Linked DNA regions of Homo sapiens: region 2 is linked to region 1. A link is a loop called in an ENCODE intact Hi-C map of the cell type or tissue named here. Cell type or tissue: Panc1. All regions are shown on one strand. Links, peaks and the distances in the headings refer to the core of each region. The heading gives the core; the rest is flanking DNA.

The links. Hi-C counts contacts between places; a loop is a spot of excess contacts. Peaks named below come from ENCODE experiments on the same cell type or tissue, not always from the same donor. Only the 100,000 strongest peaks of a DNase experiment are listed, where the experiment ranks them.
Region 2: it touches region 1 in a loop (2.3-fold over the local background); 84 of 110 quality-filtered maps call a loop at or near these places.

What each region holds. Positions count from the first base shown.
Region 1 is chr3:14,409,237-14,413,622 of GRCh38, reverse strand. The region is part of intron 1 of SLC6A6 (solute carrier family 6 member 6); the gene reads right to left. Among named protein-coding and RNA genes, the nearest start is that of SLC6A6, 8.8 kb to the right of the region's middle. RefSeq lists enhancers at 2,474-2,663, 2,112-3,311. In Panc1, for the core only: no CTCF peak of the experiment used is centred there; a DNase peak (open chromatin) is centred at 2,722; H3K27ac peaks cover 1,115 bases.
Region 2 is chr3:14,453,134-14,457,519 of GRCh38, reverse strand. The region is part of intron 5 of SLC6A6 (solute carrier family 6 member 6); the gene reads right to left. Among named protein-coding and RNA genes, the nearest start is that of SLC6A6, 53 kb to the right of the region's middle. In Panc1, for the core only: no CTCF peak of the experiment used is centred there; no DNase peak of the experiment used is centred there; H3K27ac peaks cover 2,510 bases.

The DNA of each region.
Region 1 (4,386 bases), core at 268-4,267:
ACCCAGAATGCGGAGCCCTGCCCCCAAGGTCTAAATGAGAAGGTCTGGGGTGGGGCCTGAGGTTCTGCATTCTGCAGGCTCCCACGTGATGCCCATACTGCTGGGCCAGGGACAGCATTTTGAGGACTCAGAGTCACTACGTGTTCTACTTTTCCCAGTTTGCTGAGGACAGGTGCTCAGTGCAAAAATAAAGCCCCAGCCAGCAGAAGACCACGACCTCTCTGTCCTCAAAGCAGACGGCGATTACGGAGAATGCCTGCGTGGCTGCAGGGATGAACCAGCCTTTAAACAACGGAAGCAGCAGGTCCCAGCTCCTGTGGTCCCATCACTGCCCCTTCCAGCCAGCTGTGTTCCCTGGAATGTATTTAAATAATGGGGGAGGCTGTCAGAGGCTAAGGTGCTTCCTTGGGCTCCAGCAGGCTCCAGGCTGGTTTTCCAGGCGCCCAGAGCATCCCCAGTGGCTCCCCCACTCCCAGGCATCATGCCAGCCCCAAATCCCGCTGTGGGCCTTGTCCGGACACAGTGACCCAGGCCGCCCTGCTGTCAGCAGCCTGGCTAGCCCTGGGCTCTCCCCTGATTTACATCCGACTTGGCTGCCTTGAAAAGCCTCCTGTGGCTTTTGGAGCGAGGACACTGTTCAGTAGTGAAAGGCTTCCCCAACAGCAACCTTTCCAAGGTGGCGCTGGCCCAGCACGAATGCCGGCAGGCTCCCAGCTGTGTGACCTTGGGCAAGTTACCTGCCCTCAGCAGGGCCTCGGGTCTTCATGTGCAAAATGGGAATAGTGGTGTCTTTGGTGAGGATTAAGAAGAGGAGTTGACGAAGCACAGGATCTGGCTTTTAATGTATAGGAGGCTCACAACTGCACTATTTATCTCCTTGACTCAAAGAGTGGTCCCCAGACCAGCACCGTCCACAGTGCCTGGGATTTGGTTAGAAATTCAGGGCCCCAGGCCCCACTTAGGCCTGCTGTCTCACTGTTGTCACCCAGGCTGGAGTGCGGTGGCACGATCTCAGCTCAGTACAATCTCTGCCTACCAGGCTCATCCTCCCAAATAGCTGGGACTACAGGTGCGTGCCACCACACCCGGCGAATTTTTGCATTTTTTTAGAGATGGGGTTTTGCCATGTTGCCCAGGCTGGTCTCGAACTCCTGAGCTCAAGCAATCCACCTGCCTCAGTCTCCCAAAATACTGGGATTACAGGCGTGAGCCACCACACCTGGACGAGTTTTTGCTTTTCTTTTTTTAAAAGTCTGTTCTAATTGATATTCTACCAGTGGCAGAAGAGGAATCCACATTATTGTTCCTCGAGGCAACGTTCTTTACTAAAAGCCTGTTGCTACAGCTCTGCTCAGAGTAACTCTGGAACTCCTGTCCCCAAATCGGGACACCTCCTTTCAGAGCCAGGGCTAGGACATCTTGAAAAACCACCAAGAGGATGACTGCATCCTTAAAGGAGTCCCGCAGGAACAGCACCCCGTGTGGTGGCACGCGCTTCCACAATGGATAGAATGGTCTTTCCTCCCTTTATTCAGAAGGTATTTCCCTTAAACACAAAACCTATCTGGGCCACCCCTTACAGGGCCAGGGAGGAGAAAGGACTCACTTAGGTCACAGAGCAAGCCAGAGGACAGGGGTATTCTAAGCCTGGTGTTGCAGTGCCTGATGCAGGGCCTTTGATTTTAAAAGGGCATTAGCCATGCATGTGTAATCTTTTGTCTGACGTCCATAGCCCTGCCAGACAGACAGCTCCATGAGGGTACAGTTTGGTCTGTCTTGTTCACCAGCCACATCCCCAGGGCCTAGGACAGGGCCTGGAACAAGTGAATATTTGTGAGATGGATGGATGGATTGATGGATGGTGACAGGTGAATATAATTTCCAAGCCTGGAGCCACTCAGATGTTCAAACCATAGGTTCCCATTTCAGAGTAGAAGGAATTAGGCTCTCTTGATTTGTATGTTGAGCAACAACTGTGTGCCACACCCCTAGGCTGGATGCTGGAGCATCCATCCCTCCCCTTGATGTGTCCCCAGTCAAGTGCATGGGTATAAGGTAAGACCATAAAGGTCCGAGCTCAGGCCAGAGGAAAGGACCACAAGGCTCAGAGCAGGGCGAGCTGAAGTCCACTTTAACTCACGTCATCTTTTTTGAGTGCTTACTACGTGCCAGGCACTGTTAAGAGGCTCAAGGAATGCTTCCCAGAGCAGGCAGCTCCAAGCTCGCCCCTTAAGAGTGGGAATAAGGAGTGATGGGAGGAAGGGCCTTGCGGGCTGAGGGACCAGCATGGGCAGGGCTGAGAGAGCTGGACGCTTGGTCTAGCTAGGAGCAGAAACCAGCCAGACTACAAACAAGGAAAGAAGTTGTGGTAGGTGAGCGTGAACGCTGGCCAAGAGCCAGATCGTGAAGGGCCTCCAATGCCAGGCTAAGGAGGTTGGACTTGATTTCACAAAGCACTAGGGAGCCACCACTGAAGGCTTTTGAGCAAGAGAGTGACATGCAGAGAGCTGGTCCCCAGATGGTACAGAGAGGTATCCAGGAGGCACAGAGGCTAGTGAGGAGGCTGTTGTCTTGGGCTGGTGTGATGTCCACCTGCAGAGGAAACACCAGGTGTCATCTCTGAAGGAATGAATGTCCTTGAAATCATGACCTGAGTCTTCCCTCATGGTGCTGACTAGCCTTGGGGCAAGAGAGGATGTCCCTTAGGACCTCCCCCTTCCGGCACCCTTCACTCAGTAAGCATGACTCTGCTGAAATCGCTGGCCAACCACACTCCTCCACCTCCAACCAAGCAACTGGCAGCCTTGGGTTAAGGACTTTCCACTGGAACATGACAGTGAGTCACTTGGCATTTATGTGCAAAGAAAAGTCCTGGAAAGGAAGAGCCTCTCAGGGCACCCCAGCATGAGGAGGGACCACGCAGAGAAGTGGTCCTGAGCCTCTGGGTCGGCAAGGACCCGATGTGAGCAGAACCCTGAGGGCTCAGCCCTCTGCCTTCCAGCCTAGGCCTGCTCAGATACCTGCTGAGGGAGGAAGCCTTCCATTGCCAGCCCAACCCTTCTCCTGGAGACCACCAGCCCTCTCCCTACCTTCCACGTTCTATTCCATGCAGTGGCCAGAGCTGCTCACCACGCTCCTTCTTGAGCTTTCCAGGAACCCCATCCTGGGCTCTGGGGGTGTCTCCTGAGCAGCCAAACTGTAAGGAGTCTTTGCAATTGATACAGTTTTGCCCTCCCACCCACTTTCCAGTGACTTGTGACAAAACCAGGATGTGAGAGTCATGAACAATATCACCGAAGGTTTGAGGTGGAGGCATTAACCCTTTCCTTAAATCCCTCCCTGTCAAGGGGGGGTTCACACAAGCAATGAATGATGGGTGCGGCTGGGAGGGGGGAGCACAGGGAGCCACATCTGTGAACAATGGCTTTTTTTTTTTTTTTTTTTTTGAGATGGAGTCTCACTCTGTCGCATAGGATGGAGGGCAGTAGCGAGATGTTGGCTCACTGCAACCTCTGCCCAAGTGATTCTCCTGCCTCAGCCTCCCAAGCAGCTGGGATTACAGGTGCCCACCACTGCACCTGACTAATTTTTGTATTTTTAGTAGAAATGGGGTTTCACCATATTGGCCAGGCTGGTCTCGAACTCCTGACCTCGTGATCCGCCCGCCTGGGCCTCCCAAAGTGCTGGGATTACAGACGTGAGCCAGTGTGCCTGGCCAACAATGGCTCTTTTGATGGCTTTATCTTCCTGTGTTGATAAGTGCCTCCTTTGGGCCTCAGCGTCCTCATCCATAAAGTGGGTGGGCAGAGAAGGTTAACTGGATGATCCCACAACCCCAAAGTCCCCACACTCCACAGCCTGGGGCTGCTCTCCCTCAGACCTGAGGCGGCGTTCCCAGACTGGATCCTTGGCCTGCCTTGGCATAAACCATCTTAGACTGTTCACTAACCTCCTCCTGATAGGGATCTCCCCTCCCTCCTTGAGCACAGGTGCTGTGTATTCCTCCCTGCCCTCTTGGCCCTGGCCCTGTGCCTGGCACACAGTAGGCACTCATGAACGTTTGCCGTGCGGTCAGTGGGACGAGGATGGGCTGAGGCATCCGGTGGACTCTGGGTCCAGCGCTCCTTCCACCCTTTCCTAGCTGAGTGTGGGCTGGGGCCACCCATTTTTCTGATGAACTCATCTCTGAGACAGGAAGGGGGATAAAGCACCGTGGATGCTCAATAAATATGAGTTCCTTCCCTTCTCAGAATGCTGAATCGGCTCAGCCGGCTCCTCTGCACCCTCCGGGGCAAGTCCTGGGTGGGGGTATTTCATTTACTGAGCTGGCAGCACTGGGGGTGATCAGACAGGACACGCAAAGTCAGTGGCTCCCAAATGCAGGCT
Region 2 (4,386 bases), core at 265-4,264, 44 kb before region 1:
GCTCCTCGTCTATAAAGTGTTGCCCTCCCCCAATATTGTCCCTTATTATTTTATTCATCCCTGTGTAACCTGGATCTCTCACTAAAATGTAAGTCACACAAGGTCCTAAATTCAGGGTCTGGGATGCAGCTAGCACTTGATAAACCTTTGCAGATGTTAACTGTGGTGTTCAGATGCCCAGGGAAGTTTCAGGCACACAGCCGGCACCTAAGCAATGCTGGTTTCCTCCCCTGCCCTGCCAGGGTTTTGAGGGTCTCAGAGAGAGGCAGGTAAACGGTTTTAAGGATAATTGGCACGGGACAGTCACCAACCCTGCCCAGGATGACACGGCAGAGCGTGGGTCTTTGGAGTCCAGACTTAAGCCTCCCACCAATCCGAGCTGATTCCTGCTGCCCTGCTAAACAAGCACACAAGTACCTACTCCCAGACATTCTTATGGATGACAGCATCTGAAAGCAGGCCAGGGCGATGCAGGGTACTGACAGCCCAGGCCATGAAACTTGATGCCCAGAAGTGGCACCCATGGTCCCAGAGCTCTGACTGCTGCAACAGTGATCGAGGACAGCCACGCTGAGAACAGAGACATCGGCCCTGCCCACTGGGCCTCCCAGGTTACCTGTCCACCACAGGCTGCTGGCCACAAGAGACAGGGTCTGCATGCTCCAGGGTGTTTGCGAACCCCTGGAAGAAGCTGAGTTTCCTTCTAATGGGAGTCAGCTCCCTGTCTGAAGGTCACACTCCCATGCAGGAGGGGCAGGGAGTGAAGTGTGACTCTGTGCCTCAGTTTCCCCTTTTGTAAAATGAGAATAACAGCTCCTGCCCAGGATGCTCTTGGGGAAGCATTCTGGAACATCCCAAGCTTTCAGCCAGTCCGTGGGATTACCCCCACAGTCAGGGCTCTGGTTCTCGGAACACACACCAGGCTAGACCCTTTATCATTTTTATTTTATTTTTTTTAGAGAAGCTTCAACATAAGGACTTTGAATAAATCCAAGATTCCCTTCTCAACTGGTATTCAAGCAAGGCCTTTCTTTAGTTTACTGCTGTGTTCCCAGCACCTAGAACAGCATCTGGCCCATTGGAGGACCTCAATAAAGACCTGTTGAGTGAATGAGTGAATGAATGGACTCAACTGGGAGGACAGCAAGTTCACATGTCACTGTAGGACCGATCCGTGAAATACTCCCACTAACAGCCATAAGACAGGACAGCTTTTCTTTGCCCTCTTCTTGCTGGTCACAGCGACATCAGTGGGCTCCCCCTGGCACCAGGGATGTCAACATGATAATGCTGATGGACGAAATAAAAGCTACCAGCAACCACCTGCTTTCCAAGGCCTTTTCAGTTTATCTCATCTGATCCCAGGAGTAGAGGCCATTCACCCCATTTTACAGATAGGGAAAATGAAGGCTTGGTGGGTCCACTTGCCCATGGTCACAGAGCCAGCAGGTGACACAGAGCTGCCACCCCAAGCCCACACCTGTCTGACTCCAAAACCAGTGCTCTCTCTACTCCACTACACTGTTGGTCTGGTTTTAAGAGAAAACAGAGCCTAAATTTTAACAATCTCTTCAGTCCTCTGCTATATGCTGATTTAACAATCTCTTCAGTCCTCTGCTATATGCTGGGATCACCTGGCACCTTGGGGCAGGGGGCATCCCTATAGGGCAGGCTGGCGGCCAACCACATCCCAGCTGGGGCCCTGCCAAGCATGTGGATCTGGCGCCTGCCACGGCTTTAAAACAAAAAGCCTTTCCTCATTCTGCAGGGCTCAGCACCTTCAGTGAAAGCCAGGGCAGGCTGGGCAGTGGCCCAAGACTTCCTTGTGAATGGGCAGCACCAGGAGAGGAGGAAGAGCACCTTTCCACCATCTCCCAGGCCCACCAGGTGCACTATCCTCCGTCTCAAAGGAAGCCTCCCTGAGGTTCTGGAAGACTCACTGTAGAGCCCCTGTCTGTCTTCCGCTGTCCTGTCCCACGCTGGGGAAATGTCTGTGTTGCCCACCAGACCCTGGACATCCCAAGGACAAGGGCTTTATATGCTGATAAGATGCCCAGTCACAAGACAGCCTTTCCTTTGATTCTTCAGGGCAAGCTGGCTGAGAAGCTTAATACTCCAGAGCCCTGATTCTGACCATACCCAGCCTGCAGCCAGCTCATCTAACAGCATCTGCCCTTCTCCTACCACCATGCTGGTCAAACCAGTGGTGCCCAATACTGATGGGAGGCTGCCACACTGACTTGTTCGGGGCAGCTGACCAGCTATGGAGTCTACAACAAAGAAAATGAGTCCTCCGCCTCCTTCTCCATTGCTGGTGGTAGTCCCTTTGTAGGACCTCATGGTGCCATCCAGGGACGTTTGCTTTGATCAGGCAATTCCATTCCTAGGATTACCTCCTATAGTTACATCTGCATGGGTGGCCAGAGACATAGTACCCCCCTCAAGCAGTGCTGTCTGTAGAGTGAAAGATTGGAAATGACTCAAATGTCCATCAAGAGGAGCTTGTAAACTGTGGAGCAGGCACACACTGGAATACAATGCAGCGGTGTAAAACAGGAAAGTTCTGTGTCCTACTAAGGAGCTCGGTCCTGGAGACAAAATGCAGGAAAGAAGCAAGGTGAAGAACAGTGCATGAGACATGCTCCCTACCGTGTAAAGAGGGAGGGAGACAGAGACACATTTGTACTTGAATACACACACACTATTTTTGGCAGGACACACAAGAAGCTGGTGGCAGTTGCTGCCTGTGTGGGGGAGGGGGATGCACTTTGCAAAGTATTTTTGCACTATTTCAATGTTTTTAATGTGCACATATCACCTTTATAAAAGTTATTTTAAATTCTTGAAAAGCTTTATAACGGGCCACGTGAACATACTAGGGCTGAAACCAATGTATCTCATCAATCAGGATTTGTCACAACACAGCCTGACACAGGCTCAGGGCCAGAGCAACCGACATTCTTTCCAAAGACATCTCGGGCAGCCATGCAGGCTGAATCTCAGGCAGGCCCCTCCACAGTCCCTTCCGTGTCTGACTTCCAGGGTCTTCCCAGCCAGAAAGCAGCCGATCAGGATCCCAGCCAATCCCTACCCAGCAGTGAGGGCGTGCTCAGTAAACTGTAGAGTGTCGTGCCGAGGGAACGCCATGGCGCCCTGCCACTCACCTGTGCCTCCTAAGTACCCCAGGAGGAAGCTGCACAGGCTCCCCACAGTGTTAACACAGCTCTCCCAGCACAGTCTCTGCCCCTGTCCAGGCCCCTGACGCCCCCAGGATGATTTCCAGCAGCCTCTTCGTTGGTCTTCCTCCCTCTACTCCTGCCCCAACAAGTCAGAGGGAATCTATCAATACCTATGTCAGGCCACATCCCTCCTCTGCTCCACGTCCTCCCAGGGCTCCCGCTCCCCGGCCAACACGGCCCTTCTGACCCTGCCATTCAGACTCACTTTTAAGAGCGAGGGGGTGCCAATTAGTAAACACACAGGTGAACGGGTGTAAAGGGGAAGTGTTCTGGGCAGGCTGCGGGTGCGGGCGCCCAAGCCCTACCCTCATCCCCCAGACTGCAGCATCACTTCCTCCTCCTTCAGCCACCCTAGCTGCTATCTGGGCCATTCCCTGAACAGGTCGAACGCGATCCTGCCTTAAGGCCTTGGACCTAACTGCTTCCCTCAGCCACTTGTTCCAAAACTCCCTCGCTCCTTTCCTTCAGGTCTCTGCTCAAAGGCCACATCCCCAGGGCAGCTGTTCCTGGCCACCCTCTGTAAAAAACATCCCTGGTCACTGTCCTTCCCCTGCCCTGAGCCTATTTCTCATCACTTATTGCTTTTATATTATAATTGTACATGTGCTATCTATTTAATGTCTGCCTGTCCCACTAAAATGTCAGTCCCAAGAAGGCAGGGTCTATGTCTGTCTTGATCACTGAACAGTGCCTGGTACCTAATAGGTGCTCAGCTGACATTAATTGAGTAAATTAATTATACCCATTTGGTTGATGGGGAAACTGAGGCTGAGACAAGTTCAGGAATGCACCTGAAATCACTCAGATAGAAATCAGCCATGGACCTGGTTCCTTTTTACTGATGCCACCCTGGGGCCAGCCACCTCATGTGCCGGGCATGGTGCTGGCCTTGGCAAGGGCCCCATCATCCCCAGCTTCCTCGTCTGTCTCATACAGAGGGAGGAGACTCCGAGGTAAGCTGCATTCTTGTCCAAGAATAGTAATGATTCACTCCAGGGTGGGATCCAAAAAAGAACTGCCTGGACGTCTGTTTTGAGTCGGCCGCCCTGCTGCCGTCCAGCCGGCACTCAGAGATGTAAATACGTCCTCCTAGCGGGCCAAATCGTTTCCTTTTGACTGCACGCCAGCCATTTATTGGCCATGGCTC